Linked DNA regions of Mus musculus: regions 2, 3 and 4 are each linked to region 1. A link is a loop called in an ENCODE intact Hi-C map of the cell type or tissue named here. Cell type or tissue: heart. All regions are shown on one strand. Each heading gives the region's core, and the rest is flanking DNA. Links, peaks and the distances in the headings are about the cores only. Region 1 has its middle 25 kb from the start of Lrrc38. Region 2 has its middle 14 kb from the start of Pramel1. Region 3 has its middle 110 kb from the start of Mir7021. Region 4 has its middle 40 kb from the start of Gm52493.

Region 1 (7,745 bases), core at 1,217-6,216:
GCAGAGGCAGGCGGATTTCTGAGTTTGAGGCCAGCCTGGTCTACAGAGTGAGTTCTAGGACAGCCAGGGCTACACAGAGAAACCCTGTCTCGAAAAACAAAACAAAACAACAACAACAAAAAATAATCAAATGTATAAACTTTATCTTATGATGAGAAGAGATCTTTTTTAAAGATTTATTTATTTTATATATATATGAGTATACTGCAGCTGTCTTCAGACAAACCAGAATCATCAGATCTCTTTACAGATGATTGTGAGCCACCAGGTGGTTGCTGGGAATTGAACTCAGGACCACTGAAAGAACGGTGAGTGCTCTTAACCACTGAGCCATCTCTTCAGCCCCCAAAAGAGATTATTTTAAAACCTCAAAACCCTCAAACTTCACAGCCTTTGGAGAAACCCAGATCACAGGATGAGTGGAGCTGAAGGGAGACAGGGTCCCACTAGAGACAGAAGAGCAGCTGTCAGGTAGGAAGCCCCGTACACAAGGATGCGCTTGGATACCCGGACGGGGGAAGCAGGTCCAGGGTATCGGGCAGCCAGGGTTCTCCAGATCCCTTAGGGCCCAGCTGATTAGAACACCTGCCCCATCAGATATCCACCCTCTTCTTGATCCCGGGTTCTTCACGCAACTCAGAGGGGCCAGGAACATCAGGACGGGCGTTTCAGGTGGCTCACGGGACACACCTGCGGGCAGACTGGTATGAACAAGAAACAAACAATAGACAGAGAGGTGAAGGACAAGGTATTCATTTACGCAGGGATGGGCTTACAGGGACTCTGGAATTGATCCGTGGTCCAGAGGGATTGTTGCGTGCCTTTGGATAAGTGGGGGACAGGCCCCTGTGAGGGGACATCTGGTTCCTTGCAGACTTAGGCTTTGGATGCCCCAGTAAGAAGTGGGGCCTGTCTCACAATTCACTGGGTAACCGCAAAATGAATGAAAACACAGAGCTTTGTTCAAAAACCAGTGTGAACTGGAACCGAAGACGGGTTCAGGGGCCGATGGCACTTGGTATTCTTGCAGATGTCCCCGGTTTAGTTCCCAGCACCCAGTTCCCAGGGAAAGCAGAAGGCTTTTAAGTTCAAGGCCCGGCTTGAGAAACATAGTGAAACCTCGCCTTAAAATACAACAACAACAAAAAAAGACTGAAAATGTTAAAGCCAGCACCAAGTCCTTCTAAGCCCAGAGCTCTAAGGGCCCACCATGTGGGATGCATGCTGAGGAAGCAAAGCCTGAAAGAGGAACAAATGAAACTTGGAAGGGCTCAGAGAGCTCTGGAGTCAGAAAGACAGTGTGTGTAGATGGCAGAGGGCAGGAAATATTATCAGTGTTGTGTGGAGGAGGGACGGATGTGTTGTGTGGAGAGCATCTGGAAGACAGGGAGAAAGGGAGAGCTGTCGATACGGCCACGTCAGACCCTCGGGAAAATGGGGAAGTGTCTCCCCATTTCCCAGGGTAAGGCTCAGAGGGAGATGGCAGAACCTTCTTGGGGGTCTGAGTGTCAATGCTGATTGTGTGCAGAAGACGTTTACCACAGCTTTCTCTCCGGAGGTATTTATGCCCCCCTCCCCTACAGAGATGGCTCCTACCAAGATTAACTAAACCTGTATCCCATACACCCACATCCCTATTCACTATGTGCTTCCAGGGTGCTGGGGCTTTTCTATCAGAGGGTTCAGCTTATCAGATCCCAGCTTTCCTGACTGTCTGTCTGTCTGTCTGTCTGTCATTTCTTCATTCTTGTCTCTTCTAGTTAGGCAAATCTCTAGACTTTTGTGCAAGGACTCGCGAAAGGCTGGTTGTTGGTGAGGGGGTTCTCAGGGGAAGCAGATGGTAGTTTGGGCCTCAGCGATGGTGGTGGAAGGCTGCGCCGGTTAACACTGATGGGTGACTTGTATCACCATGGAAACAAACCTCTGGAGATGTCTTCAAGGACATTTCTGTACTGCATCTCTCTCTGCCTCTGTTGGTCTCAGTCTTTCTCTGTCTCTCTATCTCTGTCTCTCTGTCCCCCTTTCTCTCTCTGTCTCTCCCCCCCCCCCACCCCTTACTGTGGATGTGTGACCAGCTGCCTCAGGTTCCTGCCATCATGCACTTCCTGCTGTCAGTGACTGGCCCTTCCACTGTGAGCCCAGATAGACGCTTCCTTCTGTAAGTCACTTTTGTCAGGTGTATTATCACAGCAACAGGAAAATAAGCCAGTATGTGTTTTGGGTGTTTGTTTGTTTGTTTGTTTTTACGAGACAGAGTTTCTCTGTGTAGCCCTAGCTGTCCTGGAACTCACTCTGTAGACCAGGCTGGCCTCAAATTCAGAGATCCTCCTGCCTCTGCCTCCCGAGTGCTGGGATTAAAGGCGTGCGCCACCACGCCTTGCTCAGTATGTGTTTTTGAGACAGGATCTCTTGCAGTCCTGGTAAGCCTCCAACCTGATAAATGGGTGGGGATAACCTTGAACTTGCAATTCTAACCTAACCCTAGCACTCACCTTTCTCTGCTTCCTCACTACAGACACAGTGTAACAAGTTGCTTCCTGCTTCTGCTCCGGTGAAGGACTGTCAAAATAAACCCGTCCTTACCTTATTTTTTGTCAGATATCTTGTTCAGCAGAGAAAAACGTAATGAATGGGAAGGGGAGATAGAACATTTGACGGTCCGCAGCTCCAGATGTCCACCCTAAGGTTCCCACTCACACCCTCCTCTCTTTCATCCCTTCCCTCCTCCCCTCCATCCGCCCCTCCGAAGTACTTGACATCTGGATCTTTATTCTGCACACTCAATCTCATCCTGCATCTCTACCTGAAGGACCACAGCCCCTCCCAAGCCCCGAGATCTCTTTTCTTGGTGGCTCACACAGTGTCTACCACAGTGATGCATCACTGCCATCAAATTAAGACATTTGTTAGCCCGGGCCAAGAAACAGGGCTCTGCTGCAGCCATTTAAATCTGAGCCTAGACCTTGACCTGAAAAAGGAGAGTTTATTTCTAAACACCCCAGTGCCTTCCTCTCTCATTAAATGTTTTTTTTTTTTAAGTCACAAAAGGAGAAGAAGCTGACATCCAAGGCTGTGGCACCCAAATTGCAGGCTGTGACTATTGTTTACGCTATATTTGTCCTGTCTCCAGGCATCATCCTGGGGACAGGAAGGAAAGTGCCAAGCCATTGGCTTCCCTGGCCGCAACACCTCTAGCAGAACGAGTTCGTGTTGCCCCCTTGTGGCCAGAATGCGAACCGCACCGACCTCCGAAGTAGAAAAAGCGGTAGAATTTGAAGGTATACGTGTTTTTGTTTTGTTTTGTTTTGTTATTTTAAGCTAGAGAAGGGTGAGCCTTGCTGAGGGCCTCTAGGGCTGGTGGCTTCCATTAGTCTGGACTGCTGTTTATCCTTTGGCTGCATTGAAATCCCACAGCTGCCTGAATAGTAGCTGGGAGAGACCTGTCGTGGACACGCAGCTGGCAACTCCAGTCGAGTGACGGAACTTGGGGCCTTTTAAAACAGCTTTTAATGGCCCCCTTCACAAACCTACTTTATTTACCTACCTGCTGCATGGATGAGGCCTAAGAAAAACCCACATTTAACATGTAATTTAGAGCTAAGTACACGATAGACGTCCGGAGATTTAAAATTAGCCAAGCGAGCTGAATGCTGGGGCGTTCGTTATGCCTGCTTTCAAGCGTCTTAGTGTGTCTGTCAGAGATACATCGCTGGAGGCAGACTCTTGATAAAATAATCAGGCTTTGTCACTCCCGGGAGAAAAGGGGGGGCTGTTCATAAAAGGACCTATTATCACAGTGGCTCTCAGCCCATGTGTCACAACGCCTTTGGGGAGAAAGTGACCCTTTCACAGGGGTCACAGGTTAGATATCCTGCATATCAGATATTTACATTATAATTCATAACAGTAGCAACATCACAGTTATGAAGTACCAGCGAAAATAATTTTATGGTAAGAGGTCACTGTTGGTCTTCCTGTTTGAATCAGAAGGTATCCTGGGATTTGAAAGTCCAGGGACCAAACAGTTCTGAGGTGGGAGAGTGTCCCATGGGAAGGGCATCCTGAGGACATGGAGACCCAGGGACCTTATGGCTCTGAGAGGAAGCCTCCTCAGCATTGTAGCTCGCAGAGGAGGGATCCCCAGCTGAACTGAGGTGCTCAGTAGTCTCGGCCCTGCTTGTCTCGGCTTCTTTCCTTTGTCTCCTCGTTGCTTCTTGTCTTTTTCCAATGAGAGTCACACCCGTCAGTAAATGTCAGAAAAGAGATTTATTGGAGGGTCCAGGGTGTGGAGGGATGAATCCAGGAGTGGCTGCCCAGAGAATCAGACAAAGGGAAGTGCTTACATAGGGGATCTTGGGGGTGGCGGGGGGGGGGGGGGGGGGGGGGGGGGAGTCGGGGGGGGGGGGGCGTAACTTCCTAGGGTGGAGATTTCCAGGGTGAGGATTGGTGGGATTTCAAGCCCTGAGCTTGGGTGAGCTCAGGCTTGGTGGGGTTTCCTGTTCAGGGATTGGTGGCTTTTCTTCAGACTTTTCATCCAAAATTAGCATAATCTGGGGAGGGTCCCGTTGAGGGGCTGTAGATGACCTTGTGGCTGTTACAGAAGCTGGAAACACAGTTCTAACCGTTAGGGAGGTCTGGGGGGGAGGGGCCTGACAGCTGAAGCTACTCAGGCCCAGGCCTTTCTTGCCTTGAGGGTTTACTAAGGTTGCAAAGTATACAAAGTTTACAAAAGTATACAACATTTACAAAGGGAGTCTAAGCTTTCGCTGAGTGGCTTGAATATCTAACAGTCACCACAACATGAGGGACTATATTAAATGGCCATAGCCTTAGAAAGGCTGAGAACCACTGTGTTATTCCAAACGTCCTCCATCAAAGTCAGTCAGAAGGGTTGTCTGTGTGCCCATGACACACACTGGGGTGTCCTGTGGTTTGCACAGATTAACGTGAGATCCAGAGTGATTTCCCAAATATTTTTAAATATTTGATTTTATGAACATAGCCCAGCCAGTTAGCTTTCAAAAATCAAGGCTCTCTTCTGTCCTGTCCACCATCCTACGTAGGGTGAATAACTGATAGGGTGGGGGTTCCCAATGCCTATTGATAATTCACGCTAGACATTCACGTTGACAGCCAGAGCAAACGCTTCGGAGAAGGCTCAGTGGGTAGTGTGCCTGTCTTGCCAGCGTGGGGTCCTGAGATGGATGTCCTGGAATTATAATCCTAGTTATTTACAATCCCAGTTCTGTGGAGATAGAGACAAATTGATCTTTGTGCGTTGGGGAATAGCCAGCCTAGCCTGGTTGGGGAACGCTAGGCTAGTGAGAAACTCTTGTCTCACAAAACAAGATGGGTCCGTGACCTTAGCATGTTCACATAAACACCAAACGTGCATCTAACCATGCACCCATGAGTGCATGTGTGTGCACGCGCGCACACTAGCTGAAGTGTGACAGTGTTGGTCCCTGTGCTCTTCGCTCTATAACCCATAGAAACCTTACAGTGGCTTTACAGGGCTGATATGAGCCTTCCTTCCCTGAAGGAAGAAGATGGATGACCAGGGAGGACAGATGACTTGCCCACGGTAGCAGAAGGTGGGACCAGGATTCACACCTGGACTTTCTCAAACACTCTGTGCTGTTTTCTCCAAGAGCAAAGTGGGACCCCACTGGAGGTTATACCTCAGATCCTAGCAGTTCTTGCCGTTGTAGGGGGCCAATCAATAGCCCTCTCCGGGAGCTGAGACATACAGTCGAGCAATACACACTATGCTCCTGTATCCCCAAAGTCTGCAGCCCCAACAATAGACACTTATTGCCTCGTAGTCCAAAGTAGGGAAGTAGAAAGGGAGTAGCTAGGTAACGATGGGACAGTGAATCCTGGGAGGATGTGGACAAGATTCCAGACAGGACCTGTGAACTCAAATCTCCTCAGAGGCTAGGTGATTGGATGCTAAGCGCATTCTCTGGACTAGTAGCATGAAGTATATGCTACGTGGACTTAGCCCAGGGTAGCTCATATGTGGAGGCTGATGTCTCCAGAGCAAGTGGTGAGGGACGGGAGTGGGGGTGGGAACAAAAAGCAGGGAAGAGAGGAGACTGGCAAGGAAGGAAGGAGAGGCAAGCAGTCGGATGTGATGCACCAGTCACCGTTCCTATGGGGACCACCTTGATACAATATGACATTCCTCAAGGACATGGAAGATTATCGGGTGCCATTTTGGAAGGCACCCACTTCAGAGACAGGGAGGTTGGAAAGACAAAACCATGGCTTTAAAATATAATGAGCCAGACATTGTGCCTCACATCTGTTAGTCTAGTACTTTGGAGGCTGAGGCAGGAGGATCACCATGAGTTGAAAACCAAGCTGGGCAACAGACAGAGGTTGTTTCAAACTTTAAAACAAAATAAAATAACAACAAAACCTACTAATATACACTCAAGAGGCTGAGACTGTAAGATTTGTGGTAGTTCAAAATGACCACGGTTGTAAAAAGTTAAGTAAATGTTCTTTTCCCAGAATTTGCCTCACTGCAAGGTGTGCCAAGAGATAGTCCTCTGATTGTATAGAAGAGCCCACACAATGTCTCTGGTCCCTAAGTTTATCCACCAATAGTCCTCTGATTGTTTAGAAAAGCTCACACAATGTCTCCGGTCCTAAAGCCTGCCCCTTAATGTCATTAAAGGTTAACCAGTGATAAACTGCCAGCTCTAAATCTGTGACTGAAAACTGCTCTAAAAAAAAAATTGTATAAAAGGTGTGTGCTTTAGCTACTCGGGGTCGCTTCTATACCGATTTCAGGACAACTCCAGCATGTTAGATTAATAAACCTCTTGCTTTTTGCACCAATCTCTATCTCTGCATCTCTGTGAGTGGGACATCCTGGGCATAAGGTTTTTCGGGTCTTACAAGATGGGGGAACTGCCATAAATTCACAGCCACCCTGAACTATATACCAAGTACCAGACTAGCTAGGGCTACATAGTAGGACCTCAACAAAATAAATACTGGAAATTAGTGTCAGATACATAGTAGGACCTCAACAAAATAAATACTGGAAATTAGTGTCAGATACATAGTAGGACCTCAACAAAATAAATACTGGAAATTAGTGTCAGATACATAGTAGGACCTCAACAAAATAAATACTGGAAATTAGTGTCAGAGGATGTCATGCAAGATGTTGGGCCACAAGGACTCCTTAGGGGTTATCTATGACATAAATATGTTTAGCCACCTGGTCACAAGTAAATTTGGAAGCCAAGGAAGACAGGCAGCCTTCATGAACAAAGTGGAGAAGGCTCAATGAAGGTAAGACACTCTGCCCAGAGTGCACTGGATGAAGCTGGGCAGTGGTGGCGCACGCCTTTAATCCCAGCACTTGGGAGGCAGAGGCAGGTGGATTTCTGAGTTCGAGGCCAGCCTGGTCTACAGAGTGAGTTCCAGGACAGCCAAGGTTACACAGAGAAACCCTGTCTCGAAAAAACCAAACCAAAAGCCAAAAACCAAGAGTGCACTGGATGGACCAGATCATGTCCCTACTCTCTGAGCCAGGCCCTTCCTTCCTTCTCAGGGATTGCTCTGCCCACAGATATCTGCTCATCAAGATGGCCACCAGGAGATACCATTCCTCCTTCCCGTCACTGAACTGGTCTACTCTGGTCATTCCTCTCCCATCATATCAAGAAGCCTTTCTCATTGGCATCCGTGTGCCCAGAACACCACTGTGCTGTGTGACAACCGAA
Region 2 (7,745 bases), core at 891-5,890, 56 kb before region 1:
GGTTTTTAAGCCAGGGACAATTTGAGCGTTAAAGGGAAATTCAAGGGCAGGCAAGCTGCAAACCTCAGCAGTTCCTAGAAAAGAAGTGTGAAGGGGAGGAGAGAGAGAATCCCGTGTCGCTTGAGTTCTGCCACAGGACAGCAGACAGCTAGGTGGCAGGAAGAAGGGCTTTAGCAAGGGGTAAGGAAGCCCAAGCGTTCTGGGAAGAACAGAGAGCTGAGAGCAGAGGTAGACATACGAGAAGCCAGTCTTTGCTAAGTAACTCAGAAAATCAAGTCTTCCAGTGAACCAGTCATGCGGAGGCCCGTGACTATTGCTACAAGCCACGCGTGTTTGTTTGTTTGTTTGTTTGTTTGTTTGTTTGTTTGTTTGTTTGTTTAAAACAGTCTATGTAGTCCTGGCTGGCCTTGAATTCACTATGTAGATTTGAACTTACAAAGATATGCCTGCCTCCCAAATGCTGGTATTAAAGGCATGTACCACCATGCCCAGTTTTAAACAATCACTATTAAGAAATGTTTGAGTATAAATAGTCATGTTGCCATTTCTAGGAGTTAAAAAAAGATATGACTTTCCAGATGTGTTCAGTGGGCTCCAGGGACCCTGGCTTCCATCTACAGCACTACAAGTAAATAACAAACAAAAATAATTTAAAAGGTAATTTTTTAAATTTTTTAAATATATGCAAGTTTAAATGTTTATATGTTTAAACGTTTATATGTTTAAATATATGCAAGTGCATCATGGGCATGCAGTACCTACTGAGGCCAGGCATGGGCGCCAGATTCCCCCAAAACTGGAGTTAAAGGTGGTTGTGACCAACCAAGTAGATTCTGGGAACTGAGTTCTCTGTAAGAACATTCCAATTCTGGAAAGGAGTTCTTAGGAGGGGAAATAAGGGCCGTCAAAAGAGTCAAATCACCAGGGCCTGTAGCAGAGCAGAACCAGCTTCCATTCAACCCACAGCAATCTCTGGCGCATGAAACCTGCTACCAGAATCTGCCGGATCTTCCTGCTTTCTCCTCCCCGGTACTGGGATCACAGACACACATTGAAGTTCATGCTGGGAACCGAATCCAGGATTTAGTGCATACTAGGGGGTCACTCTGCCCCAGCTCAAAAATGTCATCTTCAAACTGACATTTGCTCCTGCACTTTACAGCCTTGTTCAACGAGGTAGGTACCCAGGCCTTAGCCTGGAGTCACCTAGTCTGCTGGCATTTGTTTGCCCTGAGAGCCAGGCATTCTGATCACTGTGTAGGACCTATAGAATCTTCCCCTTGTTTTAATTAATTGGACTGCCAGTGTCTCATCTAAATCCTCTCTGTACAAGATAAAACCAAGTATTGTGACTCCCAACTCCACTTCTTTTATATTCTGTGATGCTGAAGAGCAATCTATAGCCTCACAGGTGCTAGGCAAGAGCTCTGCCACTGAGCTACGTGCCTCAGTCTCACTTTTCTTAGTTCCAGAGATGCAGCCCCAGCAGATGTTAGGATTGCTTGTGAAGATCCTGGCAAGGCACTGATTTATATTCAGGAACATGAGACTACTGACCTAGTCTGCAGATTCTGGTAGCAGGGTCTGAGCCCTTTCTGAGATCCTGCCTTAGATAGATAGATAGATAGATAGATAGATAGATAGATAGATAGATAGATAGATAGATAGATAGATAGACAGACTGGAGAGCCGGCTCAACACTAGAGCATTAGTTGCTCTTGAAGACTTGAGTTCAATTTCTAGCACCTACATCCCCATCTTTTGTCCTCTGGAGACAGTGAACATATGTAGTTCACAGAAAGGCAGGTGCACGCCCGCATACACACAAACACACACATAAAATCAATTAATTAAAAAACTAAATCACCAAAAATAACATTTGAAAGGGCCAAGGGTACAGCCCAGACACAGAACACTTGTCTAGCATCCACAAAGCCCTGGCTTCCATTCTGTGCATCACAGGAAAGAGACACTTTAAGAAAACTGTGCACTGGGCGGTAATTGCTTCTCATTCCATCTTTCTTTAAACACATCCCTATTCATAAGAGGGTGCCAGCGAGCTTGTCTGAAAATTACCTTGCTGTCAAAACAGGCTATCCCCCACCTCCCGGCATTTAACATTGTGATCTGACTCTCTATCCCCAGCATCTCCATACAGACCAAAGGCTTCTGGGTGCGAAATAATCTATTAACTTCCCATCAAGAGCCAGGCTGAGCGCCAGCTCTCTTTCTGACAGGGAAATCTGTGGGAGCAGATTCATGACCTACTTTGATGTGGCCACAGAGAGAAGACTCAACCTTGTTAGAAATTCAAATCCATCTTTCCTCTGGAGAGAGACCATAGATGCTGCCCTGGTGCAGTGGCCCCTCCCACTTGGTGATCCTGAATAGTTTTCAGCATCTAATTGGCCAGAAAGGAGAGAGAGAGAGAGAGAGAGAGAGAGAGAGAGAGAGAGAGAGAGAGAGGAAGGAAGGAAGGAAGGAAGGAAGGAAGGAAGGAAGGAAGGAAGGAAGGAAGGAAGGAAGGAAGGAAAGAAAGAAAGGGAGTTTGGGGGATGGAGCTCAAGCAAAGAGCACCTGTCTAGAACATGCAAAGTCCTGGATCCATCCCCAGATCCACAAAATATAAAATAAAATTAGTTATCTCGCGCCCCAGGGAAAAAGAGAGGGTAGGGGAAGGAAGGGGGGAGATTAATTTCCAGGGGGTGCTGTTGGCAGACATCTTCATGGACACCCAAACATTTGTGGCACACACTCCCACAGACATACACATGTACACAGAAAATAAAAATAGATTAATTATTTTTATTTTATGTGTATGGGCATTTTTTTCTGCACATATATATGTGCCCACGTTCCCATGAAGGACAGAAGGGAACACTGGATGCCCTGGAACTGGAGTTAGATGGTTGTGAGCCACCACATGGGTCCTGGGAATCAAACCCGGGTCCTCTGGAAGAGCTGCCAATGTTTTTAAGCATCTCTCCAGCCCAATAAAAACAAGTCTTTAAAAACTGAAGCCTTGCTGTTTTTCACTTGTGTTGCTTCTGTCAGCAACGGAAATATGGTATTATCATTCATCTCCCAGGAAGCTTGCAGGATAATCTACATATCTATCCACCTTGTCAGCTCTGCATCCTTTGATGTAGCACAGGAAGGCCTCAGAGCTTGTGAGGCAGCCAAGGGCGACCTTGAGTTCCTTCCTCATCTCTCTACCTTCTCTTCCCAGTGCTGGGATTATAGGCCATGGCAGGGTTTGGGGGTTTGTGGGCTGTTTGTTTGTTTGTTTGTTTGTTTGTTTGAGACGGAGTCTTACTGGCTATGTAAAGCAGGTTGGTATCAATTCACCTACCTCAGCTTTCCACATGCTAGGAGTACCACCCACCACACCAGGCAACCACGATGGTTTTTATTGTTTTGTTATTGTTGTTGTTATATTACTATTATTATATTTTGTGTGTGTGCGTGCGTGCCTGTGCGTATGCGTGTGTGTGTGTGTGTGTGTGTGTGTGTGCGCGCGCGCGCGCGCCACAGAGTAGGTGTGAAGGGCAGAAGACAACTTTCCCAGTCGTTCGCAGTCTCCTCCTACCTTGTTGGTCTCAGGGATCAAATTCAGGTCATCAGGCTTGGTGGCTCGAACCTTTACCTGCTGAGCCATCTGACCAGCCCACCATGTCAAGTTTTATACATTGCCAGGTATGGAACCTGGGAGTGGGGTTGGGGATGGAAAATAAAAGCTAATTCTGAAAAATAAAAATGCCATTTCCAAGGTCAGACGCTTCAGAATGCAGTACTCTATACAGCCACACGTGGGCGCGCTTACTCTGTCCTTAACCTTTTTTTTTTTTTTTTTTTTTTTTTTTTTTTTTTTTTTTTTTTAGATTATGTGTATTTTTGCATGAATGTTGGTGCCTATGGAGGTCAGAAAAAGATGCCAGACCTGGAGCTAGAGTTATAGGCAGCTCACAGTCGTCTGACGTGGGTGCTAAGACTCTCTCTTGTATCCTCTAAAGAGAACAGTACACACATTAACCTCTGAGCTATCTCCCCATGCCCTTCATTCCTTAACTTAGCTTCATTCAGATGCCCTTGGAAGTTTGAATCTATTCTGTGGCTTCATCAAGGAGCGTGATCCAAAAGTTTGGTTTTGTTCTCGGGACCTCAAACCGGATTCTCCAGAGTGTCCACAATGTCCCTGACTGCCTTGAAGACAGTCTGGTCAGAGTGATAAATAAATTCATTATCCAGGCAGCTCCCCACCCCCACTCCGCCAGGGCCCTGATGCCTTGTGTCTGGATGTATCTCAAGTCTTTCAGTGGCTCAGCCATTCTTTTCTGGTATCAACAGCTCTTTTCTCTCCCTGAGTGGCTTCTGTCTCTTGAATGAACTTGGGCTCATCCCAGAGCACTCCGGGTCTATTGAAGCTGCAGCCGACTGGCCGGCTGGGAGGAGTGTCAGAGAGAGATAAATCCCAGCTACACATCACAGGGGGACATTGAGTTGCCTCCAGGCCACACAGAGGGGGCCTCTCTCCCCCGGAGATTGAAAGTCACCGACTGCCCAGGCTGGAGTGGCAGCTGATTCAGGGAACAGCGGCTGGCTGTCTTGCGTTTGGCTGGGTGTGGACGGGGAGACAAGCAAAGGTACAGACGGGGGTTGGAGGGATGGAGGTCTCTCCTCTTTGCTGTCTCCTTGTCCACCTCCATGTCCCCTGTGACTACACCCTCCGAGTCTTATTTTCTCAGCGAAGCCCTCCCTCTGACCTCTGAATACCTGACGGCCGTTCCCATCTCTCATGCTATTTATTGGTCTCTTCTCTAGGAGAGGGTACCAGCAGCATACTAAACATCCTGACTCCTTGCAGGTGGCGGGCTCCAGGAGGCAGAGCCCAGTCATCACCTTCTGAGCAGCCCCTGAAGTGGGTCTCTGACCACTGCTGCTTCCCTTGAGGCTCAGTTAGCACAGCCCATCAGTTCTGCATTCAGATCACGTTGTAAGGAAACACGGGGGTCCAACAGCTCTAGATCCCCAGGTCATCCTTATTACCATGACAACAGGATGGGATGGGAATGGATCTAAAGCTGAACAGAATTTCCGAGTCTTCTTCACTGAACTCCCTATTCAGGCTTTGGGAATGGGAAGGCAGAGGTCATGAAGGAGAGGAAAAAGGAACAAGAAGAGTACTGTTGGGGCTGGAGGTGCCAGCATCCTCTAGAGCATCTGAGCAGTAGGGGGCAAATGAACCCCACTTTTCTTCAAGCCCACCCTGGTCAACTCTGACTAAATAGTGAAATACAGGACGCTCTATGGTTTGTTTATTTGTTTGTTTGTTTGTTTTTTCAGTTCAATAGATCCAGATTCAGGAGTGGGGATACATGTTTGCCATCCCAGCAGTTAGGTTGTATGAGCAGGAGAAGCATAGTTCAAGGTCACCTTCAGTTTGAGCCTTGCCTGGGCTCCATAAGACCCTGACTCAAAACAAAGACAAAACAGCAAAAACGGAAAGCTCTGAAGTTTCTTAAGCCTGAACCATTTCAGAGCTAGATAAGGACTTCTGTCTGACTTGGGGAGAGGCACGAGCCCTCTGTCTCTCCTTTACTGGTGCAGAGAGAATTCAGGAGAAGGATCTCAATAGAATTCAAAGGGCATTAGTGGGGAGAGGAGACAGGGGGAAGCAGGCAGGAGTTGCCTGAGGGACGGTTCTCATTCTTCGTTAAAAGGGAGGAAAGCCAGGCTCTGTAGGTCCCTGGCATCTTCCACAGTCTTCAATCTGAAATCAAAATGGACCTCAGAGGCATACCCCTTGCATCGTGCCCTGCATCCGAGGTCCCACTGAGTCCCCGCAACAGTCACATGAGGTTAGGGATACACCGTGTCCATTTTACAAAAGAGAAAATCAAGGTCGAGGAGACTAAGTAACTTGACCCATGCTGCACAGTAAGAAAAGAGCTGATGCTCACACCCACTGTGAGCATCCCAACTCTAGAGCCTTTGCTCTTGTCCCAGTGTAGGCTATAGGAGAGGACACCATAGGTAGGTCACATCATTCATGCATTCACTCATTCATTCCCTGTGTTCCATTAGACAGGGCCGTACCACTTCCGTTAGTTCTCTGTGCCCTTGCCTGGATACCAGTCTGGATCCAAATTACACACTCCTGAGGCACAAGATACCTTCCCAGGTTTTCCTCGGGGAAGGAAATGGGCCCATCTTCAAGTCCCCCACACCAACCTCTCCCCTAAGGGACAGATACACAAATTACTCTTAATGACTATAACTACCCAGCAAGTACCTGCTGGGAGACAGGTGCCCACAAGCACTGTGGGGTAGCAAAGGCCTTTAAGGAGCTCTTTTCCACCCACCCATCCACCCACCAACCCACCCACCTATCAACCCATCCATCCAACATCAGTTTCCCAACAGACAGGAAAACAGATAAACATTCAAGATGATGGGACAAATTAGGACAGGGAGCCCAGAGCTGAGCCATCTTGGAATCAGACTTGGGGAAGGATTCCTGGTGGGAGCTGCAGAACGCTCAGGGCTGAGGACCTTTCCCACTCGGATAGAAGGAGGTAACCAGACTCTAGCATGGCCTCTGGCTTGTGTCAGTTACTTTTCTCACTTCTGTAACCTCGCCTGGCTGGTACTTAGTTATTCATATGAAGCAAAAGTTGGGGCTTAGTAAGATAAAGATAGCTTTCTTATTTATTTTTATGTATTTATTTATTCATGTATTTATTTCTATGTCGGGATTTCATTCTTGTCCAGGATGCCTTTTTTTTTTTTTTGAGACACGACTTCTTTGTGGCTAGCCTGAAACTCACTATGTAGACCAGGCTAGTCTCACACTCACAGTGATCCATCACCCTCTGTCCTGTGAGTGAGTGCTAGCATTAAAGGCATATGCCACTCCACACAGCTAGAATAACTCTTTAAAAAGATTTTAGGTAAGCCAGGGAGTAGTGGTACATGCCTTTAATCCCAGCACTCAAGAGGTAGAGGCAGGTGGATCTTTGTGAGTTCGAGGCCAGGCTGGTCTACAGAGTGAGTTCTAGGACAGCCAGAGCTGCGTAGAGAAACCCTGTTTTGAAAAACAAAAAACAATCTTCTTAGGTGAATGAGAGTTTTACCTGCCATGTATGTATACCACATGTGTACCCGGTGTCCCAAAAAGCCAGCAGTGGGCCTCAGATCACCTGAATACGGAGTTACACGTGGTTAGGCTCTGCCATGTGGATGGTAAGAATCGAACCCGTGTCTTCTGCAACAGCGACAAATGTTCTGCTGAGCCGTCTTTCCAGCCTTGTCCAGGATGCGTTTGAGTTTCCCACCCTTTGTGGAACTGCACCCTAGGCTGGCTCTTTTCAGTTCGTTGTCTTCTAAATGCTGCAGGTTTTTTAGTACAGGCATTATACTTAGCAAGGCATAGGTTGTATTTGTTTGGACTTTTGATTTTTGGTGTAACACTCACACAGAAGTTAGAGGACGATTTTCAAGGGCCAGTTCTCTCCTTCCACCATGCAGGCTGCAGGGATGGAATTCAAGTCTTCATTCTTGGCAACAAGTACTTTTTCTGCTCACCCATCTTTGTGTATGTTATCTTTTGGGATGGTTTCTTTCTTTTTTTCTTTTTTCTTTTTTTTTTGAAACAGAGTATTACTCTGTAGCTTAGGTTGGCCTAAAACTCACAACAATCATCTTTCTTCATCCTCCCAAAAGCTGGGACTACAAGCACACACACC
Region 3 (7,745 bases), core at 1,336-6,335, 300 kb after region 1:
GTGAGTGTAGTGCCTGTGGAGACCAGAAGAGGGCATCAGATTCCCTGGACCTGGAGCTCCAGGTGGTTGTAAGCCACCTATTGTGGGTGCTGGTAACTGGGTCCTTTTGCGAGGGCAAGTGCTTCTAACTGCTGAGCCATCTCTCCAGCCTTGCCTTCTGGAGTTTATTGAAGAACTGTGTCCTGGGCCAGTTTGTATTTCTCCTACCTTGGAGCCTAGGGCTTTAGTCGCATTACACGGGCACTGCCACTTAGCCACATTCCAGTCCATATGTTATCTTTCATCTTGATCAGGGTCTCACTAAATTGCCCAGGCCAGCCTTGAACTTTTTCTCCTGTGTCGCAGGAGAAAGCTCTGGATTTACAGCCCTCCTGAGTACTTGGTTTCAGAGGCCGGTGCCACCGATCCCAGCTGTACATCATGTATCTCAGGCGCCAGAGAAATAGAAGACGTCTCAGTGTTTTGATTTGATTGATCATGTGTTGAAATTGAAATATTTGGCAAATGTCTTATTAAAAATCTATTATTGAAACAAACCCTTTCTGTCTCTTTATCCTGCAAGCAGCTGTCAGGAAAATGTAAAATTGAGACTCCGGAGATGGCTTGGCTGGTAAAATGCTTGCTGTGCCAGCATGAAGGCTTGAGTTCCATTCAGAACCAATGCAAAAAAGCCAGGCGTGGTGATTTCTATTCCCAGAGCTGGAGATGTAGAGACAGGGGGATTCCCAGGCCTTGCTGGCCAGCCAGTCCAGCCTGCTTGGCAAACACCAGGTTCAGGGAGAGACCCTGGCTTAAAACTCTCACTGGTAGTGGATAGTGTCTGAGGAATGACAGCCAAGGTTGACCTTACAAGCACACACATATGAACACATGTAGAATGTAAAACTACGTGTGTGTGACTTGTATGTTTAGTCATTGTACGAGACGTGTCGGCCGTCGGAACTTGTGGGGTTTCTCTCCGTTCTCTTTTTGCTTTTCTCTGGTACTGTCCTTCTTTCGTCTCTTTCCCACTTGTGTTTTATGTCTCTAGGACCCTTGAAGTAATTTGGGAGCTCCCTGGCCTCATACTTTGAGTACACAGAGTACTCCATTCTGTTTAAACATTTACCTCCTCCTGGGTTATCTGGCTGTGAAATGCTGGCTGCCTCTCTGTGCTGGATGATAGAAGTTGGCGTTCTCTTGAGAATTTACATCCATTTATTTATTATTTATTTCATATGCATGCATCTATCTATCTACCTACCTATTTAAAGATTTATTTCTTGTATGTATACAAGTACACTGTAGCTGTCTTCAGACACTCCAGAAGAGGGCATTAGATCCCATTACAGATGGTTGTGAGCCACCATGTGGTTGCTTGGAATTGAACTCAGGACCTCTGGAAGAGCAGGCAGTGCTCTTAACCACTGAGCCATCTCTCCAGCCCCTACCTACCTATCTATGTGTATCAGTATGCCACAGGAGCCTGCAGGGGGCGCCAGCTCACCACTGTTTGCTTTTGCCCCTTTTCCCCAGAAGTCAGTTCCTTCCTTGGAGCTTCTGTGTGAGGTGCGGGTGTTGCTTCATACGCTGTCAGTCTTGACTGTGAGACTCCCCCTCTTCTGCCTGAAGTCCTTCAATCGATCTTTCTTTCCTTGCCTCCCTCACTACCTCTCTCTCACCTTCCCACTCTGTTTATCACAGTCTATGCCCAGGAATGGCAGAGAACAGTTTGAAAGCATGGCTTATGGTCAGTTTGGCACTGTGGATGGGACCCAATATGGCCCCAGAGTGTTGAATTTAGTTTCAATCCCTGATGGCACTGAGAGAAGATAGAACCTTGAAGAGTCAGGGTCTAGCATGAGGCTTAGGGGCTGGGAGGAGTGGCCTTGTGAGATTCTGATTTCTTCCTCTCTTCTTTTACACTTGGCCTTGAAGTGAACCAGTCCTCTCCATGTGTCCCCACCATGACGCCACAGGCCCAAAGCACCCCGACTGGTTGGTTACAGACTGAAGCCCGGGACCCAACAATAAACCCCCTTCCTCCTCCTTCTCCTCCTCCTCCTCCTCCTCCTCCTCCTTCTTCTTCTCCTTTTTTTTGAGACAGGGTTTCTCTGGGTAGCCCTGGCTATCCCGGAATTCACTCTGTAGACCAGGCTGGCCTTGAACTCAGAAATCTGCCTGCCTCTGCCTCCCAAGTGCTGGGATTAAAGGTGCGTGCCACCACGCCCCACCATTCTTCTTCTTAAATTGATTTATCTCAGGCATTTGTTACAGTAGTGAATAACTGACTAATACAGAGCACTTTATCTCCTGGGTGTGGCGCTGCCTCTGTGAGATGAGATCTGTGGATGTTTCTAGAGGCATCTCTTGGAGAAGCCATCTCCTGCTGCTCAGCACAAGCAAGGGAGGCAACTGCAGCTGTGTCCCCTGGAGGTTCTCAATACGGAACCGGTTTACCCACCACAGCCTCTCTCCACATTCAACTCATCCCCTGAGCTGGGGCTTTGTGCACCAGCTTGTGACCCCACACTCATGCCATCTTTACCCTAGTATACTCGGTCTGTGACAGTTTTGCAACAGCATCCCGAATGCATTAAAAACAGCACTATGGCGCCACTTTCTACGAGAAGCAGACTGTAGGATGACAAGAAACAAGGTGTGTCTATCCTCAGTTCCCAGCACAGCCCAGACAATGTTCCACTACAGTGAATCCTTATAGGGCAGGCATGTTGGAATCAATCAAGTTAGTCCTACGGGTGGCACTAAACATGGTAGCACCTTCGCATACCTCAGGACCTTTGCACATGCTGTCCTTTTATACAGCACCACTTCCTGTACCTTTCTGACTTCATCTGCCCCTAAGTCTTTTATTTTGTATAGGTTCTATAGTACCTGACCACATTCAATTCCTCCTGCTCCCCTGAGGAGATTACCTCATCAAATCAGCCTTTCATTAGACATAGACGCCATGGAGCACAGGGGCCAATGCACACCCTTCCCGAGCTGCAGGCACTCTGTTCAGTTTTCTATATGTGATGGTTAGCCTTGATTGTCACCTCTCACCTATGGAGCTGGAGAGATGGCTCAATGGTTAAGAGCACTGGCTACTTTTCCAGAGGACCTTGGTTCAATTCCCAGCAACCACATGACAGCCTACAACCATCCGTGACTCCAGATCTGACGCCCTCCTCTGGGTTCCTGAGCATTGCACACATGTGGTCAGTCACATGTTCAGGCAAAGCACCCAGACATACCAATCAAAATAAAACTAAACAAAGATGAATGAGACCACCAGGATACCAACCCCTTGATGACACACTGGGTGCATGTTAGATCTTTTAAAACTGGGAGCGCATACTTGACAAAAATCAGTTTCAATGCGGGAAAGGCCTCTTTTGGCTACAGCTAGAGGGGATGTAATCTGTCATGGTGGGAAGGGATGGTGGCAGGTATGTGAGGTAACTGGTCATTTCACACCTATAGTCAGAAAGCAGAGGACAGGCAGGAAGAGGATCCAGACTATAACTTCAAGGCCCTAGTGGCACACTTCATTAAGGTTCCAGAACCTTCCATTATAGCGCCACCATCTGCGGACTAAGTGTTCATACACATGAGCCTATAGGTTTCTCATTTAAACCTCATTGTGAATTCTTCAGCATTATTTTGAACTGCCTGCAGGTAGGCAGGAACCTGGGGTATTAACCCAGGCCTCATATGTGTGCTAAGCACTTTTCCTCTGCCCTGTACCCTAGACTGGAGTTAGTTCTCATGCACTCTCTTCAAGGAGAGCAGAGGGGAAAACTGAGGCAGCGAGAGCTTTGCTCAGAGTTACATAGGTAGGTGGAGCAGGGTTTTAGTCCAGGTCACCTGATGCATGTTATGTGTACTGTAGTGTGTGTGTGTGTGTGTGTGTCTATAGCTATATCCTGGCAACGCTGGAGTCAGCCTCCAGGCTCTTCTGAGGTGCATCTTCCCAGCTATCAGAAACAAACTCAGACCCTTAATCAGGTTTTTCAAAACGCTCCGTGCAGCTCCACCGCCCTCTAGTGTTCATAGCACAATAGTGTGGATGCCTCACTGACCAAGAGCAGTCCAGGTTGTTTCTCAAGCCAGCTGGGCTTCTCTCAGGGCTGCTCTGGGTCTTTGTGAGCCCTTGAGTACACTCGGAAGGGTGTAGCTCCACACATGGATTTGCAGGTGTTGGCTAATGGCTGGACATGTGTCAGAGGATTTTGTTGCTAGCTCCTCCGAGGCCCGACAATACAGAGGAAACTTCAGTTTATACCTTCAATGGTGTAAGTTAGGACTCCCTGTCCTGCCTCTTCTCAACAATTCTGATGATAACTTGGTCCAAACTTGGGATCAAAATTTCTATGTTGGAGTGATCGACACACAAAGGAGATATGTTCCCCTGTCCTACTGTGTGCCCCACACTTAGGGTTTCGGAGAAGGAAGCCAGGTGGATTTTTGGGAAGAACATTCTGGGAAATGGGAACAGCAGGTGCAAAGGCCCTGGGGGCACCTGGGGGACAGTGAGGAGGAGGCAGGTGGGACTAAAGGAGCGTATATGGGAGAAACGCGTAATGAGGGCAAGAGTCAGGGGAAGCAGCCATTCGGGGAGCCTCAGAGACATGCCTTGACAGGACTGCCTGCAACACAGAGTGTGAGCAACTTAGGATGCTGAGCGACTTGAACGTCACTGAGCTATGAGGCCACTTAGGGTCCTCCTGCACTCAGCATCAGTGCCTGCTCCTGTCTGCACGGATTCGGTTTGCTTTTCCAGCACCCATTGTCTAGATGAGAAAACTGAGGGGCAGAGATGAGGGTGCAGTTCTCACTTGATGAGGACATGAATGGAGGCTCTGGAGGTTTCCAGGGCTGGGGTGGGGAGAGTGAGTATGAATCGGGGGAGGGAGAGAGAATGTTTGTGTAGGTGGACTGTTGTGGTCTTGTTGTAGCTACAGTAAAATAGACAAACCAGAGCTCATTTGCAGAGACTTGTATATCACAATGTACATCAATGTCAGCAAGATGTCTGAAAAAATTTGAAATTATATTTATTTGTTTAGCGTGTGTGCATGTGTGTGTGTGTGTGTGTGTGTGTGTGTGTGTGTGTGTGTGTCTGTGCATACATGTAATGACATGCATGCAGAGGTCAGGCAACAACTTTTGGAAGTTGGTTTTTCTCCACCATGTGTATCCAGAGGCTACACAAACTTGGACACAAGCACATGTCTTCACCTGTGGAGACATGTTTCTAGCCCATCACAAGATATTAAAGCAGCAGTTCTCAATCTGTGGGTCATGACCCTTTGGGAGTCACATATCCATATTTGGGGATATCCTGCATATCAGATATGTATATTATGATTCATAACAATAGCAAATTACAGTTATGAAGGAGCAACTAAATAATTTTATGGTGACGTTTACCATAACAGGAGGAACTGTATTAAAGGGTCTTGGTGTTAGGAAGCTTGAAAGCCACTGGGCTAAAGGAAGCAGGGGCCTGGCAGGGTCTGCACAGCTGTTTTACTGATTCCTTAGATGCCAGGCCTGGTAGTGCATGTCTATAATCCTAGCACTTACATACCATGAATTTGAGGTTAGCCTTGGCTACATAGTGAGACCTCTGGCTCAACAAAACAAAGAAAAGGGATATTCTCAAAGGTCTTTAAGGCAAGTGAGGTGGCTCAGTGTGTAAGACTTCTCATTGCCAAGCCTGATGATCAGAGCTGAATCCCTGGGACTCACACGGTAGAAGAGGAGAAGTGACTCCCATAGTTATCCTTTGATACCCCCCAACGTGTGTACTGCGACAGAGAGAGGGGAGAGAGAGAAAGAGAGAGAGAGAGAGAGAGAGAGAGAGAGAGAGAGAGAGAGAGAGAGAGAGAGAGAGAGAGAGAGAACAAAGAGAGAGATGTGGTCATTAGAAGTGGGGATTGGTGGGTCAAACAGACAGGGATACCCAAATCTCAGAGGAACCTGTCAACTGAAATAGATTTGGGCTCTTCTTAAGAGAATCAATCTGCTTTAAGCACAGGTTGGAAGCTGAAGTGAGGGAGGAAAGAAGGGGGCTAAGGAGGAGTATACGTTTTTATTTTCTATCTCCTTCATTCTCTAGGGCACTCTGCTTGGTGTGGGCAGGGTAGCAGGTATTGGAGAAGTGTTTTGGGGGATGGGATTCCTCAGGGATGTTGCTGCCTGTGTTCTTGGTCATTCCTTGCATGAATGATGTGTCCAAGGGGCTCACATCTCCTCCCAGCCGGGCCAGGCGTATCTTCAGCACACTGGTCCTTTTGTGCTGGATGCTGTGTTGACGGCGATGCCTCTAGCTCCTGATGGCTGAGTCTATTATGCCAGCAATTATAGCATTTTCTAAGTAAATACCAGCTGCTTATCTCCTCTCGTCTCTCTTAAAATTCCATCCATGCTTTGGAGATTTTCCTATATGAAGGATCTCATGTCCCCTTCATTTTCTCTTTTCTCCCCTCCCCTCCCCAATTTCTGGGCTTAAAGGTTCCTGCTCTGACTCTTTGAGTGTGGCAGACGAGACAGTATACATCATCATGGGCTTTGGAATCAGATACCCCGGTTCTAATCCCGGTCCTGTTGCATGCCACCTCTGCAGCCTTGAACTGATTGATTAACCTCTTGGGGTTGTCTCTTTCTCATCAGTAAAGTGGGATAAGAATATTCGCGTCCTAACGTGAAAGTTGAATTAGCTAATTGACCACAGAGCTTGATACAATTTGACATATGCTCAAAAAAATAGTGATTAGGGTTGTTCATTCTTCAATAACCTTTAAATTAATGTTAAGTTATTACATAAGGGCTGGGGATGTGATTTAATAGCAGAACAGTATAGGACTCAATAGTAGAGCATTTGCTCAGATTGCATGATCCCCAAGGCAAAAATATACCATACATAAACTACTATCTATTATATAATTAATAACCTATAACCAAATAAATTAAAAGCTATTCTGGTTAGATCAGATGCAATTGTGTGCAAGTGTGTTACTGTGTTACTCAGGAGACTGATGTGGGAGGCTCACATACACTCAGAACACAACCCAAGAAGCCAGAAGAAGGAATTGAGATGAAATATGAATGCATAGAACCCCTATTCATTCATTGAATTATAGCGGAAAAGTTCTCAAGCCTAGGGAAGAAACAGACAGGCAAGCACAGTAACCATTAGGACCCCAGACAGACACAGACAGAAAAGAACTCTACAACACTCACTTAAAATGCCAAGACTGCAGAACAAAGACCGTTAAATGATGGAAGGAAAGCTCATCAGAGTAACACCAAGAAACCTTAAAAGCTGGAAATTCATGCAGTGATATATTTTAAGCCCTGAAAGTCAATAATTGCCAACAGAGATTATTATATCCAGTGATCTTTAAAAATTGATAAGGAAATAAAGACCTCATCAGGCAAGCACTAAATTAAGCAGTTTGTGATCATCAGTTATCTCAGCCAGGGCAACATAGGCAAGAATAGGTTCTATGGGAAGAATCAATGGATAAGTGAGATTTAGGAAATACTCAATCATATCCAAGACCGTAGACTAGGGGTCAAGTTCGAATAGATTAGAATAAAGAGTATTTGAACCAATCCTGAAAAACATGGCCAACGGAACCACAGGAACCCTCTCCATAAGCAACTTAATGATATAGTGTAGCAGGCTGAGTAAACAAACCTAAAGCAAAGTAAGCAACTTAATGATACAGTGTAGCAGGCTGAGCAAACAAACC
Region 4 (7,745 bases), core at 1,363-6,362, 66 kb after region 1:
AACTCTCCGGAAGTGGGAGAGAATAAACTCTTGTTTCCACCCTCCGATCTGTTGCCCGTTGTCACAGCTGCCCTGGGAAGTTAACACCCCTGTGAGTAACCCACCTCGAGGGAGGAAGCTCTTCACTGCTGTCCAGCCCATCCCAGATGGAAGGCAACTCTAACCTCTTCACCTCTAACCCTGAGCCGTTCACCTGAAGCCTCCAAACAATGGGCTGGCGGACGTCGGACTTCCTTTGTGATGGACAGATGTTGCTAGGCCTTACCGACTGTCATTCGAATTTATTGTCAGTGGTGGAGTTATCCGTGTTGAAAGATGTATGGCCTAGAACAATAGGCATAGCCAACACTGAAATGGGTATTGGAATTCAAGGGCAGAGCAAACTGTGCCAACTCCTAAACTTGTCCTGGTTACAAACCTTAAAACACCCTCCCTGCTCAAAGTTTAATTTGAATATACAATTCAAACTATGAAACATGTTGACGCTTAGAGCAGTGGTTCTTAACCTTCTTAATTCTGCAACCCTTTAATACATTTCCTCATGTTGTGGTGAACTCCCCCTTCCCCCCAGACCACAAAATTATTTTCATGGGCTACTTCGTAATTGTAATTTTTCTACTATTATGAATCGTAATGTAAATATCTGATATGCAGGACATGTGATATGAGATCCCTGTGGGGGTCGCGACCCACAGGTTGAGAACTGCTGCTCCAGAGCGTCTTGGCTTTGGATTCTGAATCATTTGTCCACATGTGGGAAGTCTGTCCATCTGTGTGGGTGTGCAGGAGCGCGTCCTCACTTTTAATAGTTTGTTGCCTTCTGTGCTTAAGGTTTTTCCTGACTTTTAATCCCTTAAGAGGCAGGGAAAACAAAGCAGACCAGGATCATAGACAGTAACATGGCAGTCACCTGCAGCGGTGGCTCTGGAGGAGCCAAGAAGAGCTTCCTTGCTGCCTCCCCTCCTCTCTGTCCCCTCCTGTCCTCAGACTCCTGTTGTCTGTTGCCTGGAGCCTGCCCTCACTAGGCTGCCAATGGATCCTGCTAAGGGAAGAGTAAGAAGAGAGAACATGGTGTGTGTATAGCACACTTCCTGTCTGCCGAATAGAAATGCGGTCACAGTTGACCTTAGGAGACCACACCTGGCACAAGTAGACAGTACGCATGGCTGTATCCTGCAGTGTCCATCTCTAGGCTTGTGGCCATTGACACTCCTAGCTGCTTGACCTGCTGAGATCTGATTGCAGGCGCCTCAGCTCTTAAGCCTCTCGCTCTGCTGCCACTCAGTATCACTCCCTCAAAGTCCTCTCCACCGCCACCTCCAGATAAGGCATCAACACACCCTGCTTGTTCACAGCCACTGTCACTACTGTGCACTTGTGGCTTTCTGTGCACTTACCTGTGTCATATCCTTTCCCCAGATGGGGCGTACACTCCCATATTAATTTTCTACAGCCACTACAACAAAAAGGCTACACATCAGATAGGTAGCCTGAAACAACAGCTCCGGAGCCCACACATGTGAATTCAGCAGCGCTGCTCTTTCCTTGGCTGCCCGGAGAGACTTTTGCCTCCATAGGTGTCTGGCTGTTGCTGGTGTTCCTTGGCCTATGGCGGTATTGCTCCATTCTCCAATCTGCCTTACACTGATCTCTTCCTATTCCCTGTGTGCTTGTGTATATATCCCTAGGCTCCTCCACATCGACTTTCCTGGAATGCAGGTGCCTGCACTAAGGGCCCACTTAGATAACCCGGGCTAAGCTCTTTCTCGCCAGGAATCTTAATTGGGGCTGTAAGGTGGACTCAACAGGGAAAGTGCTTGCTTTGGAATAGTGAGGGCCTGAGTTCGATTCCCGGAACCCAGGGACAGCTGGGCCGAGTGGAGATGTGTATAATTTGAGCCATGAAGTTCCAGAAGCAGAGACAGACAGATCTCCGTAGCTGACTGACCAGTTAGCAAAGCTAGCTTTGTGGCAAAGCTCTAGGTCAATGAGAAACCCTGTCTCAAACAAAAGGGAGAAGCCCCTAAGGCCTGACAGCTGGGGTTTGTCTTCTGATTTCCATGCGCATGAGCACGGATATGCACACATATACCTGCATACACACACACACACAAGCATACTCGTGCACATATGTGCATTCATATAAACACATACACACGAAAATGAACCTTATCTTATTTAATTACTTTTTTTTGGCACAGAAGATTATATTGACATGTTCTCAGGATTAGACTACTAAATACAGGAACTGTGTGTCTCATTCTCGCGGTATCTAAGAGCAGACAGGATGCCCTGGGCACTGAGTTTTACAGCACATTCCTGTGAGTCTGACAGGGACCCTAGATCTCTTTGAATGCAATAGTATTTCTGGGTTTTTTTTGTTTTTGTTTTGCTGTTACTATCACTGAATACTGCAGACTCCGTAATTTAAAAAGAACAGAGGTTCATTTGGCCCCCATGGACAAGGAGACTGGGAAGTTCACGAGCAACAGGCCGGCATCTTGGGTGGTCTTCCTGCTACACTGTAACATGGTAAAGGACAATATGAGTAGAAACAGCAATCCTGCCAGAGAGAGTTTGATTATATACAAATCCACTCTAGTGATAATCACTCATTAATCTATTTATAAAGGCAGGGTCCAGGAAAGTAACTTTCCCAACGGTACCCTGTCCGGGAACCAAGTTGACACTGAAGGACATCAAGCTATATGCTATAGTTTGACTCCAAACTCCGCCCCTCCCCCCCCCCCCCCCCCCGTGTTTGAACACTAGGTCCCCAGCTGGTAGTGCTGTTTGGGAAGATTGTGGAGCCTCTACAGGAAGGAGCCTTAGAGGGTCTTGAGGCTTTAGAGCCCTTTCTGCTTCCTGCGTTCTGATACAGTGCAACCAACCAAGCAGCCTTCAGCTCCCGCCTCCACACCTTCCCGTTCTCACTGCCATGTCTGCCATGCTACAGTGCACTATATTTGTCAGGAACTGTAATCCCAAATAAGACCTTTTTCCCTTAAGTCGATTTGTAACTTAGCAACAAGGGAGTAACTTAGATAGCATAGTAGATAGATTTACAACATATGGAATTCCCCTCCCCCTCCTTCTGCCTTCTTGACTCTGTTATCATTGTCCCCAGTGGCTGACTCTCTGACAGTTAAATTCTGTATGACTAAGCTCACCTCTCCGTGAAACTCATTACCACTCACTGTGGATTTATAAAGGCCCCACATCCTAGAAGAAAGACTCATTCAGAGTTACCCATGTCTTAGCAAGAACACAGGGAGAGATGGCTTAGCGGTTTAGAGCACTGACTGCTCTTCCAGAGGTCCTGAGTTCAATTCTCAGCAACCACATGGTGGCTCACAAACATCTGAAATAAGATCTGATGCCCTCTTCTGGTGTGTCTGAAGACAACTACAATGTACTCATATACATAAACAAATAAATCTTAGAAAAAAAGAAGAAAAGAAACAAAGAAAGAACACAGGGAGCTGGGCTTGTCCACATACCTAACCCTCTACATCCAGCCTTTGTGGGAAACAAAGACCCTCACTTCATAGTAAGAGCTCTGAAGTCTCAAAGTAGACAAAGTGAAGCTGTTTATTTTCCACCTGACCTGGTCCGGTATCAGCCTAGAACGGCAGGTGCAGTGCCTGAGGGAGAGTGCAGGCTTTCTAACCCGGGTGGATGGTCCTTCCTCCTTTTCTGAACAAGCAGGAGGGTACAATCTTCCAGCCATTTATGTCTCATATTTCCCTCTCTTGTGTTTGTCCTTTTTTTTTTTTTCTCAACAAAATCTAAGGATGGTTCATCTCTACAGTTTACATACATCCTGTTTTTTTTTTTTAAGTCTGTTCCATGAGTGTTCTTGCAAAGCAAGAGGGGCTGGGGGTGTTTTTCTACGCTAAACTTCTAGAGTGTGGGGGGGGGGCTTTAGCAGATTTGGGGTGAGAAGGGAGTAGTCAGATGAGCAAGTGTCAGCAGGAGTCTAGTGTTTTCTGTTGTTTGTAGGAGACCTAAGTTGGGTGGAGGCGCCTTTGAAAATGAGCCATTAGATTTTATTGCTAGTACTTCTCCGAAATGACGGCAGTTTTAGGGCACGTTGGTGTGGCTGAGCTTATCAGCTCCCAAATCTTCTCTGCATTTGGAGCTGACAATCGCCCTGGGTCTGATCTGGATTCCATCAGGATTGGATTCCACCGGGACTGAATTCAATGGGAGACTTCTGTCTACCTCCAGGCTCCACCTCCCTCCCCGCCCCCGACTACCGCCCCCTGGTGGCCGCCGAACCGCAATATTACCTTCGCATCTCCTAGTTCTCACCAGTCACATCTAACTTTAAAGTTCCTACAGGAAGAAGCCCAGAGATGGCTTAACAGTTAACAGTCTGAAGTCACGTCACATCGACAGCTAACAATCATCTATAATTCTAGCTCTGGGAGATCCAATGCATCTGGCCTTAGTGGGTACTGCACTCAAGTGCCCATGTGCGCTCTGTGTGCATGTGCGGGGGCGCGCGCGCGCGCTTGCTTAAAATTTTTTGAAAATCTTTTAACATTCCTAAATAAAAAGGAGGAGCCCATGCACACTCATACTTCGCCCCTGGTTGCCTTACTGTGAGTCTGTGAGTCTTAGGGCTTCTTCGCCCCTCTTTTTGTGTTACTTGGGTCTTAGGGCTTCCCCTACCCCTGCAATGTTCCCCACTTTTGCCTCACACCTTTGTTTTCTAATTCACCCCTGACTCGTTTTAGAAACTGGATCAATTTCCTTTGCTGTCACATTCATTAGATTCATTTGCCATTTTGTTCTGGAGTCATTTATCTTGTTGGCTTGTCCCTTGTTTCTACTTAAACTGAGTGACATATAAGCTCAATACCCCTTGCACGAACACACATCCTGCTTATGTGTCCGTTTCCAATTCGTCTCATCCAGACCTCCATCCACGTGGAGTGAAGCTAGGCTCATTCAGGGCGGGAAAAGGCAGAATGATGACTCCACTGTAAATTTCTACTTCTCTGTCTCTGTCTCTGTCTCTGTCTCTGTGTGTCTCTCTTTGCCTCTTTTTCTTTTTGTCTGTCTCTCTCTGTTTCTCTCTGTGACTCTCAGCCTCTCTCCCTTTCTGTCTCTCTGTGTTGCTCTGTGTCTCTGTGTCTGTCTCTCTCTGTGTCTCTGTCTCTCTCTCTCTCTCTGTGTCTCTCTTTGCCTCTTTCTCTTTCTTTTTGTCTGTCTCTCTCTGTTTCTCTCTGTGACTCTCAGCCTCTCTCCCTTTCTGTCTCTTTGTGTTGCTCTGTGTCTCTGTGCCTGTGTCTCTGTCTCTCTCTCTGTGTCTCTCTTTGCCTCTTTCTCTTTCTTTTTGTCTGTCTCTCTCTGTTTCTCTCTGTGACTCTCAGCCTCTCTCCCTTTCTGTCTCTCTGTTTTGCTCTGTGTCTCTGTGCCTGTGTCTGTCTCTCTCTGCCTCTCTGTCTCTGTGTCTCTCTTTCTCAAAGTCACTTTCTCTTTTCTCTGTTTTATTTTCTCTGTTTTATTTTTGTTTGTTTGTTTACTTTTTGTTTTCTCTGGTAGAGTCTCATGTAGCTCAGACTGGCTTTGAACTCTCTGTGTAACTGAAGCCAGCCTTGGAGTTCTCATTCTCCTGCCTGCCCCTCACCGATTCAGGCAGACCCATTAACTGGTTATTTTGTTGCTGTTGTGTTATCATTATTATTATTTATCATTATTTTTACTGTTACTATATAGCTCTGCGTCAGCCTAATCTGAGGAAATGCTTTTGTTTCTCTTACAGCTCTGTCAGATGGGATTTGCCTGTGACGTCAGGCTTTCCCTGTCCAATAGGAATATTCAACAATGGCAATTACGGTTCCCATGGAACAGGAGGGGTCTTCTTTCATTTATTCCCTTTAATTATCAAGTCAGGATTTGATGTTCTGGCTACCCTCGGGTGACATGATTAATACTTTTTTTTTTCTTCTGAGTTGCTGTTTTTCTTTTTCCCTTCATTTTTTCTTTTCTTTCTATGTCTTCCCATCTCACCTTGATTATTATAAATCCACTGAAATTTACATATGTATTCATCAACCATAGTCATCTTTAACTTTTTTTTTGTTTTGTTTTGTTTTTTTGAGACAGGATTTCTCTGTATAGCCCTGGCTGTCCTGGAACTCACTTTGTAGACAGGCTGGCCTTGAACTCAGAAATCCGCCTGCCTCTGCCTCCCGAGTACTGGGATCATCTGTAACTTTTAAAAATTGTATGGGTATGAGTGTTTGCCTGCATGTGAGTGAGTGTGTCACATACATGCAGTGCCCATGGAGGACAGAGAGGACATAAGATTCTGGGAATTATAGACAGATGTGAGACCCCATGTGGGTACTGGGAATGAAACCTGAGTCTTCTGCAAGAACACGTGGTCTTAACCATCAAGCCATCTCTCCAGGCCCCTCCACATTTTTTTTTGAGAGAGATGGGGGATCATGTGTAACCTAAGTCTGACCTTGAACTTGCTCTATAGCTTAAGAAGTTACAGTCCTGGACTTCTGACTCTCCTGTCTCCACCACTGGAATGCTGCTGTTACAAGTATGTACGACCCTGAACAGTGTTAGTCATTTTGGATGCTCAGGCTAATTTTTTTGAACCAAGGGAGCCCTGCAGGCTGAGTTTCTGATATTACCTCTTTTGTCTTTTGGGTTTATCCTGATTTAAGAATAAAATCTTATTTACTTTTATTTTATGTGTGTTTGTGACTGCCAGTTTCTATGTAAGTGCATCACATGTACACAGCACCCAGCGAGGCCAGAAAGGGGCCTCCCAGAACTGGAGCTACAGCCAGACATAAGCTGGGTCCTGAGGTAGAGCCCCAAGTTCTCTTAACCACTGAACCATCTTTTAGCTTCAACATCCTGGCTTTTTGATATAACAAGCAACCTGGGAAAAACTCAAAGCACCCCGTCTCCAGTTTAGCCTTCAGCATGTCTCTCGGTGCTCTGGTCTGCTCGGCCAAGGTTATGTTCATTGTTGCTGTGTCCTCCTTTCTGCCGTAGACTGACTTAGAAATCACATTGTTTTCAATAGATGAAAGGCCTCAAAACTTCGAGATAACATTTCCTCTTCGAATTGAGCATCTGACCTGAGGCCTGACTATGTCGCTTCAGCATTAAGTCAGAATGTCTTTGTGTGTGTGTGACACGAAAGTCTTGATTTCTAACTATAATTTTAATTGCTGCAATAATTTACGGGGCTGCTGTGTGTGCACAGTGACCGCAAACATCAATCTTGATGCTCATAAAACAGTGGCTGGTGGAGGCTTCTGCTTTCTTTGTGGCTCTCTTTTGGCCTGTAACGCATTCCACACTGAAGGCTGGACCAGTCACTTGAAATAAGTCTTTTATCTTAAGAGTACAGCGTCAATTTGATACATAATTTAGTACTGGTTTTTTACTTCTTTTCGGATTTTAGGCAGTGCTTCCTTCTCAGCCTTTTAACTTACTTCGAAATTTTTTGAATGTATAAAATATTTAGGCAATTCCAAAGTCAGAGCTTCACAGCGAGATACATTCCAAAAGATTTCATTTCCCTCTCCTGGCCCTTCGTCTGGCCTGTACTTCTTGTTTGCTTTTGAAAGTATGAAAAGTGTTTCCGCACTTGAGTGTGGGCATCTGTGTCCTTTCTTTCTCCTTCTATTTTTCCTTTTTTTTTTTTTTTTTTTTGGTTTTGTTTTGTTCTGAGGGACAAATCATGCCTGGTTTGTTTCTCCTTC

The links. A loop is a pair of places that touch in the nucleus more often than their neighbours do. Peaks named below come from ENCODE experiments on the same cell type or tissue, not always from the same donor. Only the 100,000 strongest peaks of a DNase experiment are listed, where the experiment ranks them.
Region 2: it touches region 1 in a loop (8-fold over the local background); 20 of 42 quality-filtered maps call a loop at or near these places.
Region 3: it touches region 1 in a loop (2.1-fold over the local background); 2 of 42 quality-filtered maps call a loop at or near these places.
Region 4: a loop joins it to region 1, with 2.0 times the contacts of the local background. A loop is called at or near these places in 9 of 42 quality-filtered maps.

Annotation. Positions count from the first base shown.
Region 1 is chr4:143,321,200-143,328,944 of GRCm38, reverse strand. No RefSeq gene overlaps it. Among named protein-coding and RNA genes, the nearest start is that of Lrrc38, 25 kb to the left of the region's middle. In heart, for the core only: a CTCF peak has its summit at 3,228 (motif pointing left); no DNase peak of the experiment used is centred there; H3K4me3 peaks cover 722 bases; H3K27ac peaks cover 479 bases; H3K27me3 peaks cover 436 bases.
Region 2 is chr4:143,376,880-143,384,624 of GRCm38, reverse strand. No RefSeq gene overlaps it. Among named protein-coding and RNA genes, the nearest start is that of Pramel1, 14 kb to the left of the region's middle. In heart, for the core only: a CTCF peak has its summit at 3,792; no DNase peak of the experiment used is centred there; H3K27me3 peaks cover 1,918 bases.
Region 3 is chr4:143,023,740-143,031,484 of GRCm38, reverse strand. No RefSeq gene overlaps it. Among named protein-coding and RNA genes, the nearest start is that of Mir7021, 110 kb to the left of the region's middle. In heart, for the core only: CTCF peaks have their summits at 1,476 (motif pointing right) and 4,024 (motif pointing left); no DNase peak of the experiment used is centred there; H3K27me3 peaks cover 1,540 bases.
Region 4 is chr4:143,255,310-143,263,054 of GRCm38, reverse strand. No RefSeq gene overlaps it. Among named protein-coding and RNA genes, the nearest start is that of Gm52493, 40 kb to the right of the region's middle. In heart, for the core only: a CTCF peak has its summit at 4,270 (motif pointing left); a DNase peak (open chromatin) is centred at 4,274; H3K4me3 peaks cover 506 bases.